2 separate regions of the Homo sapiens genome follow, and region 1 is linked to region 2. A link is a contact called in ENCODE Hi-C or POLR2A ChIA-PET data. All regions are on one chromosome and are shown on one strand. Each heading gives the region's core, a stretch centred on a gene start or an enhancer-like site at or near the end of the contact. The rest is flanking DNA. Distances are from core to core; before and after follow the strand shown. Region 1 has its middle 23 kb from the start of ATP2B2-IT2. Region 2 overlaps ATP2B2 (ATPase plasma membrane Ca2+ transporting 2).

Region 1 (3,689 bases), core at 286-2,785, 170 kb after region 2:
TCAGTCATTTAGTACATATCTGGCTCCCAGTCTTCCCCCAGGCACCTCCTCATTAAGACTGGTGGCTCACCAGAGCCTGGCAGGGAAGGACCCCGGGGAGGGGAACGCCCAGGAGCCTGCATGTACACACAGCAGCTCACACCTGACATCAGCAAGAGCTATGGGGGAGACCCACACCTTAGAACTTGGGCAGGGCCCAAATGGAGGCCCCTGGAGTTCAGGGCTGAGGGGAGCCCCACTAGGAGCCATCCCCCAAGTCCCTTCCAGCCATGGCCCTCCTCCCTACCCTCTTTCTTATTTGTCTTCATTTCCCCCCAGCTAAGCCTGCTCTTGGGCACATAATTCATTAATATGGGATTAAAGGGATCCAGGCTGCCTAACCCTGAACGTGACCCTGGACAACCTGAGGCCCAGTGGTGAAGAAGGCCCAGGATGTCCTCCCCGCGCCTGCAGAGGAAGAGCTGAGGCTCCAGCGGCTCTCCTGGCAGCCAGAGGCAGTGCTGGGTTGAAGCCCCCTCGGAGCCCCCTCCCCACTTCCTGCCCTGGCCTCTGCCCCCTCCCTGCCCTCATCAAAATGGAGAAAGCACTGAAAAATTCTCACTCCTTTGGTCACAGAATGTGGGGGTCTGTTCTGGAATCCCACCCACTCTTCACCCCCTTTTTTCTCCTTGTCAGGCTGCTCACATCCCGGGACTTTCCCAGACTCTGCCGTTGTGGAAGTTTCTAAGATGACGGCTGGCCCTCGCTTTCCACAGAGTGTGTCCTTAGACCATGATGCTCAGAGAAGGGATTTCAGGCCACACAGTCAGGACATGGTGCCTGCATCCTTTCATTCTTGGGAGGTTGTCTCAGGGAGAAAAGAACTGGCTCAGGGTTAATGTGCCTTGAACACCTCTGACCTTCTCCCTCCTAACAGAGAGACACAGAGCAGAACTCAGGCAGCGGCAGCGAGGTGGAATTTAATCATAGGATGATTTTTATTTCTTTGTATTTATTTTAATGCTTAGCTCCTGTTGATGACAAGCGATATTATAAACCACTTAATTGCATTAAAAAGTTTCTTTTAAAGAGAACATAATCAGGTAAAATGGTGAACTGATGAAAACAAGACTAAATGGGTAATCGCGTGGGTTGTTTACAGATAAAAACAAATGACTGAAGTTGGAGGGAAACTGACATGGAGGCCAAACTCCACCCTTCACAGGTGGATAAAGCATTTGCCCAAGGTGAGCTCCTGGCAAACTGGGCTTTGAACTGGGCCACACCTGGTACCACACCTCAGAGCCTCCCTCCTCCTCCACTTTTGGGGCTGTTTCATTTCTCTTCTCTCTGAACTGAGCCTCCTTCTTTTCTTAACTTCTCAGCACCCTCTCTTTCACTTTCTCCCACATCCCCTCTGTTCTCTCAAGGCTGTGAAGCCCTATTTAAGGCCATCCTTCCACTGGCCAAGAGGCAGAAACCTGAACTGGTGAGAAACGATGATGAGGTGTGTCAGGAAGAACTCAGACCCCGCATCCAGCCCTGGTGACCCCGGCCCTCTTGAGCTGAGCAAGCCTACAGCAGCAGTTCACCTTCTCTGGGCCTGGCTTCATTTCCTTGGTAAGAAAATAATGACTTCATCCCCCTGGGGTAGAGGCCTAAATGAGCCGATGCCTCTAAAATGCCTAGCACGGTGCCCGGTGTGTTTGGCAGATGCTCGATACACGTCAGTTCTCTAATAGAATCGTTTCTTTTCAAAAGGATCACAGCATTGCTGTGAGTGTCCTTGGTATGTTCAGTGACATTCTTGACAGCAGATGAGGAGTCTTAAAATCGCTTTAAAAATAGAGAAGTAGTCATTTATAATTTGCACACTCATTGTTGGAATGCAAATGCTGCTGCTAAAAGCCTGCTCTCCTAAGTGGGCTTGTGACACCGTCAATCTGCTTAGCAAAGCCTTTGCTTCTGTCAAGTGCAGGTAAGAGCCCTCTTGCAAGCGTTCATGATAACAGAGTTCAGACTTAGCTCCTGGAAATGAGATTTTACTGATGTGGTTACTGTGGGGCCCCGGTAACCCAGCTGTTCTCTACCCTCTGTTCCTCCTCCCCCAGCTGCCCAGATCACGGGGGTAGGGCTAAGAAAAATGAATCAGAGCTGAGGTGTTCACAGATCTTCGTTCTGGCATTACATATCAATCCACCTTCTCCTTCAGTCTTTCCAGGAAAAAAAAACAAATCTAAGCCCAATAAATAGACTTAACTCTCAGACGACAGAGCAACCACAAAGGAAATGAAGGTCTTTTGGGTCCCTGGAGGAGGGTAAGACCCAGTCAGGGTGGAGGTATCATTCTGTCTTCAGCCCTCCCTCCCCTGAGAGATATATGTTTGACTGGGTGGCAGGTCTTCCCTTGGGAGTCCCACAGGCATCTAAACTTAACATGGTCCAAGCTAGAGTTATCACCCCTCCTCCCTCTGCCTCCATACTTTTCTCCTCCCAGATGCCCCAACTTGGTGAGAAACACCACTGAGTTACCCAGGTGGGTCAGGGAGCTGGCAGGCACCTTGGCCTCACCTCCCTCACACTCTCCAAGTCAATCTCTGCATAAATTTGACCCTTCTAGGATCTCTCCTCCCCTCTCACCCCGTAGCCATGGCCCAGGTCACCATCACCTTCTGCCTGGAGCCCTGTTAAGACATCCACCCACCTCCCTAGCTGCCATCTCTTCTCTCCAAGCCAGCCTCCACATGGCAGGTGGGCTAAAGTCATACAACACACTTCCCATTGTTTCACTTCTCTGCCCCAAACCTCACAGTCTCCCCTAACCTTCCGGATGAAGTCCAAACTCCCTAACTCCTCTGCAGACCAAGTATTGATTGGGTGCTTCTTGTGGGCCAGGTCTTGGCCCCCAGCTATCAGACACAAGCCTGTCTGCACAGAGTCTGGAATCCATAGCTTCTCATATCACCTACCACCACATGCCCCACTGTTGGGTCTAAACTAGGACTGCAAACTGGCAGCCCCCTTCTATTCTGTTTGGTTTTCCCAGTGTTGGCTCAGTGTTTTGAAGTCAAGAGATTCCACATAAAAACCTGGGTCCCTGACATCTCTGGAAAACTTGGAAGACCAGGTAACACTAGGCCAGCTTCTCTTCATATTAATAATTGCATGGAGCAGAGTCCTACTTCCCTTTAGAGCCATCAAGCCCTTTCCAATTGGCCACAGTCTCCACCACTCCATATTGTCTTCTACCCAGCCTACTTTTTTCACAGCTCGTGGGTGTGGGGCCTGTGGATATTAAAACCTGCTCCCCCTCCTCCATGTACAGCTTTCCCAGTGCATTCAACTGTTCTTGTTCTGAGCTTTAGCCCCTGCTGATCCCTCCTCCTGGAATGCCCTTTTTACCCTGTCTATTAAAAGTGCTCCTGCTGCTTTTAATAGAATATGCCACAGCCTTCTGTGTCCCCACTGTACAGACATCCTTCCAAGCATCTATTGCACCAAAGCATCCTCGTTTATTAATACTTCCATCTCTGCCACTAGAGTATGAGCCCACTCCACATCTCTAGGGAATAACACACTAACTACTTCACAAAATGGGTCTTCAGGAAATTGTTCATGGGTGATGGGCAGATGCTGACAGTAACAAGAAAATAGCGACAACAATACTAGCCTATGTGCTGGGCTCCAGGCTAAGCATTTCCATACGTCCT
Region 2 (3,935 bases), core at 324-2,823:
AGATATTATAAAAGAAAAAACTACAGCTTAAAGAAATTATCAAGAAGAGAAGCAAAGGCCTGTGTTGAGTTTTGGCTGTCCAGTGGCATTCTGCTTTCCTTTAGGGGATTTGGTCTCCCCAACTGGGAAGAGTCTTGGTGACGATCAGTCAAAGTGTCCCCACCTTCCTGGCCTAAGCGTGGGCATGTGATCAAGCTAGGCCAATCACCTCCCAGGGATGCTGTCTCCTGGGACGTAGAATCAGTGATTTGCTGGTGCCAGCTCACACTTGCTTGTGAGAGCTGATGGCTAAAATTTCAGGTATTTTGTGAGCTGGTTGTTAATTATAGCCATCATTAGAAATCAATTATATAAACCTACAATTATATAAATTATATTTTAAAAGGCAACAAATACCCCAAACTTATCACCTCCTAATTATTTTACTACATTTCACTATTATCTATTCTCTCTAGTAGACAGTCTATTGTATCTGCATGGTAGAAATACCGTATAATGGTGTGCGGCTGCGCCTCTCGTCCCAACTCTGTGTTTAATGATGTCACGTGGGTAACGTGGTGGTATTTACACCAAGGAAATCAGCACCCACTGCAAAAGAGGATTCCCTCGCAACTAGAGAGCTGGGGTTAACATTCACCAGCACAGGCTGCTTTGGAATCCTGAGCTATACAAGGACCAAAAGAAGCTTTTGTAGTGGATTTTTCCCAACCTGCAGTTCCCCAAAGGGACATTTACTTAGTGAGTCGTGCCACTGATCCCTGCATGTCCCCGTTTCCTTCTGGAAAATTGAGCTGGGTTTTCCAGCCTTTGCTCCAACTTGGAGAGCCCACTCCTAAGCTGCCCTCTTGCCTCCACTATGCTGCCCAGTCAGCTTCTGTTGTTTACGACCGACGTGCCTTAGTGGAGCGACATCGGCACACAGGCAGAAACAGGCTGAGGAAAGAACCATCACCCCAGTCTCACCCTTCAGCCACAACATGGGGTACATTCTAGATGTTTCCTGCCAGCCCCTTTCCCCTTGCATCTGTCTTCGTGGAGGTGTTGCCATTGTCAGGACATACGATGCTAAACCCACTTTTTCAACATCACATTATTTCTTGAGCCTCATCCACGTGGCTTTGCATTCTCTGTAACAATCTTTTTCCATAATGTCCCAAAGGCACGTGGAGAAGCTAAAAGGTACTTAGTTACTTTCCTAATGTGGGGCACTTAGGAATTACTTGTCTTCTTTTCCCCTTTAGTGTCACATAGAGACGTGGTTGAAAAATCTGGGACTGTGGATTGGGAGACCTGAGTTCTCATTTAGTTTTGTGCCAGATGGCTGTGTGAGGCTGCGCAAGATGCCTCCCTCTCTGGGCCTCAGCTTCTTAACCTATATAATGATGATGATGATAATGATAATAGTAATAGTAATAATAATAATGATGATGGTCTCCACTTCCAGGGGTTTCCTGGGCAGTGCTAAGTGTGTTGACTCACATCAGCTCATTTATTACTTCTCACAGCCCAGGAATAAGAATGATTTCACAGACTGAGTAAACAGATTCTGAGAGGTGATGTCATTTCCTCAGCACAACATAGCTAGTGGGTGGCAAAGCTGGGGTTCAGACCCAGGATGTCTGCCTCTTAACTCTCTCACCACACTGCCACTTCCTAACGCCCACTTCTTAACGCCCACTGAGCATCGGGCTTGGGGGACAGACACATCAGTACAGCAGTGAGCGTGTCCCTCATTACAGTCCGCTTGCTGTCCTGTTCATGTCCCCACTTTACAGAAGCGAAAGCTTCAGTTCTGAGGACTGAAGTGGTTTTCCCATGTCAGAGTGTTCTGGGCTGAATCATGCTCCCCCAAATCCATATGTTGAAGTCCTAACCCTCAGTACCTTAAAATTGTGGTGGTATTTGGAGATAGAGTCATTGTAGAGATAGGGACACTGCAGATACTAAATTAAGATGAGGCCATTAGGGTGGGCCTAATCCATGCTATGATTGACACCCGTATACAAAGAGGAAATTTGGGCAGAGAGACAGATATGCATAGTGGGAAGATAATGTGAACAGACACTGGGAGAAGATGGCCATCTACAAGCCTCCAGAACTGTGAGAGAATGAATTTCTGTCATTTAAGCCACTCAGTCTGTGGTCTTTGGATGGCGTGGCTGAGCTGAGGCTCTGCAGGGAGCCAGGAGGTTGCAGGGGAGAGCAGGGAGGGGGGTGGCGGGTGTCTCTGCCCCCTGGCCCATACCCACTGTGTGCTGGGCAAGTCCCTTCTCTCCTGGGTCTCAGTCTCCCCATGTGCACCCTGGGATTACTGAATCAGATGGTCCTTGAAGGCCCTTCCAGACCTGTTGTCTCATGGGTCCATGAGTCTCTCAGGCTCCTATTCCAGCTGCTCTGACCCCACTGAGCTGGGGTGTGCTGAAGGGGGAGGCCCCAGGGAACACTCCATTCTGCTGTTCTTTCCAGCAGAGCTTTCCCAAGGGCTCACCCAACAGCCTGCCCTCCTCAGTGTGGGCCGTTTCTCCTTCGTCCTACTTCCTGGCGACTGCTCTGTCCAACTGCCTGCCAATCCAGTGTCAGATACTCTCATCACACTGTACCTGCATGTGACACTCTCCTCCGACCTCTGACATCTTCTTTGCCTGCTGCCTGCTCTCTCCCTTTGGGGTGGAGGCTAGGGCAGGTGGGTCCTAGGGAGCCATCGGCTGAGGCACTAATTTCCACTGACTATAAATAACTCTGGGTCTGAAACCACAGCAGGGGCCTGGATTGCACCAGGAGGAGTAAGATAATCGTTGTGGGGTGAGGAGGGCCTGTATAAATAACTTACCCGCCCTGTCTGGGCCTCTCGGATGACAGGCAGGCCTGGAGGCAGAGGATCTCTCCAGCTGAACTCGAGGCGTTTGTGGGACCCAGGCTGGGTGGATGACTCAGGTCCTACTAGCATTCGAGACGGCCCGCCTGCAGTTATACAGCAACATTTCTCACCCCTTAGGCCCGTGTGACAGATGAGGAAACTGAGACCCAGGGAGGAGAAGTAATTGGAAACTGGGGTCTAGGCCCCTGGGCTTCTGGGAGCTAGAGAACTGTTGCCAGGGATGCCCAAATTCTGGTCCCCCGCTAAACCCGACCTTTGGGAGCCAGCGTGGGAGGGCCCTGAAGCTGCTTGGTAGAAAAGGACTGCTGGGCCAAGGCCTGGGGCAAAGGGCCAAGGGCCAAGGGCACTGCCCTGGCCTGGGCACTGATGGGCCAAGGTTTTGAGGTCACGAATTTTCAAGTGAAGAGAGGCCTGGAGTCTGGCTGTGAGTCAGCCACCCTTTGACCCATCTGATGTCTACAGAATGGGGGCATCAAGGCAGACAGTTTCACAGTAGTAGAATGTCTGAGCCTGGACAAGCCTCAGAGACTACTAGACCAACCTTCTTTATTTTCCAGATGGGGAGGCTGAGGCATGGAACAGGGTGGAGGGAGCTTGGAGAGGGTCTCAGTCGATAAGGGCCAAAGTCAGGCTGGTCTCCGCCCCTGCCCAGCATGGGTGGACTGAGCACCCTTTTCCTGCACAGTCACATGCATCCCCTTGGGGCCCCCGCAAAGACCAACTTCGCCTAAGACCCCTGGGCCAGGCACATTGTGTGTTCTCTCATTTAATCCACAGTCAGTGTGGCCCCTGGAAGCCAGACAGTGTCTGCTCCATTTCACAGATTTAACAAATGATGCATTAAGAACTTATGTGATCTGTGCCCCAACCCAGGCTTTTGGATACTCTAGTTTAGCATTTTTCTCCAGTATCAGAGGTTTTCAATTTTTTTTTCTTTTTTTCAACACTTTGTTAAAAAACCAAAGTCTTCAAAGCATTTAAAAAGGAGTATCAGGCCGGGCACAGTGGCTCATGCCTGTAATCCCAGCACTTTGGAAGGCTGAGGCAGGAGGTTCGC

What was found. A loop is a pair of places that touch in the nucleus more often than their neighbours do. ChIA-PET counts read pairs that join two places held with the same protein, here RNA polymerase II (POLR2A). Pooled maps may share reads with other maps.
Region 1: a pooled map shows a loop between it and region 2 (8-fold over the local background). The contact joins two enhancer-like sites. A Hi-C loop is called at or near these places in 1 of 168 maps with a recorded cell type or tissue (lower leg skin) and 10 of 50 pooled maps. POLR2A ChIA-PET finds 5 or more read pairs at or near these places in 1 of 52 experiments (activated T-cell).

What each region holds. Positions count from the first base shown.
Region 1 is chr3:10,601,601-10,605,289 of GRCh38, forward strand. It overlaps a transcript of ATP2B2 not described here. Among named protein-coding and RNA genes, the nearest start is that of ATP2B2-IT2, 23 kb to the right of the region's middle. Within about 2 kb of position 1,536, at least 2 of the 41 ENCODE cell types and tissues checked have a DNase peak (open chromatin) inside an H3K27ac peak, as active enhancers do.
Region 2 is chr3:10,435,863-10,439,797 of GRCh38, forward strand. All of the region lies in intron 2 of ATP2B2 (ATPase plasma membrane Ca2+ transporting 2), which reads right to left. Among named protein-coding and RNA genes, the nearest start is that of MIR885, 43 kb to the left of the region's middle. Within about 2 kb of position 1,574, at least 6 of the 41 ENCODE cell types and tissues checked have a DNase peak (open chromatin) inside an H3K27ac peak, as active enhancers do.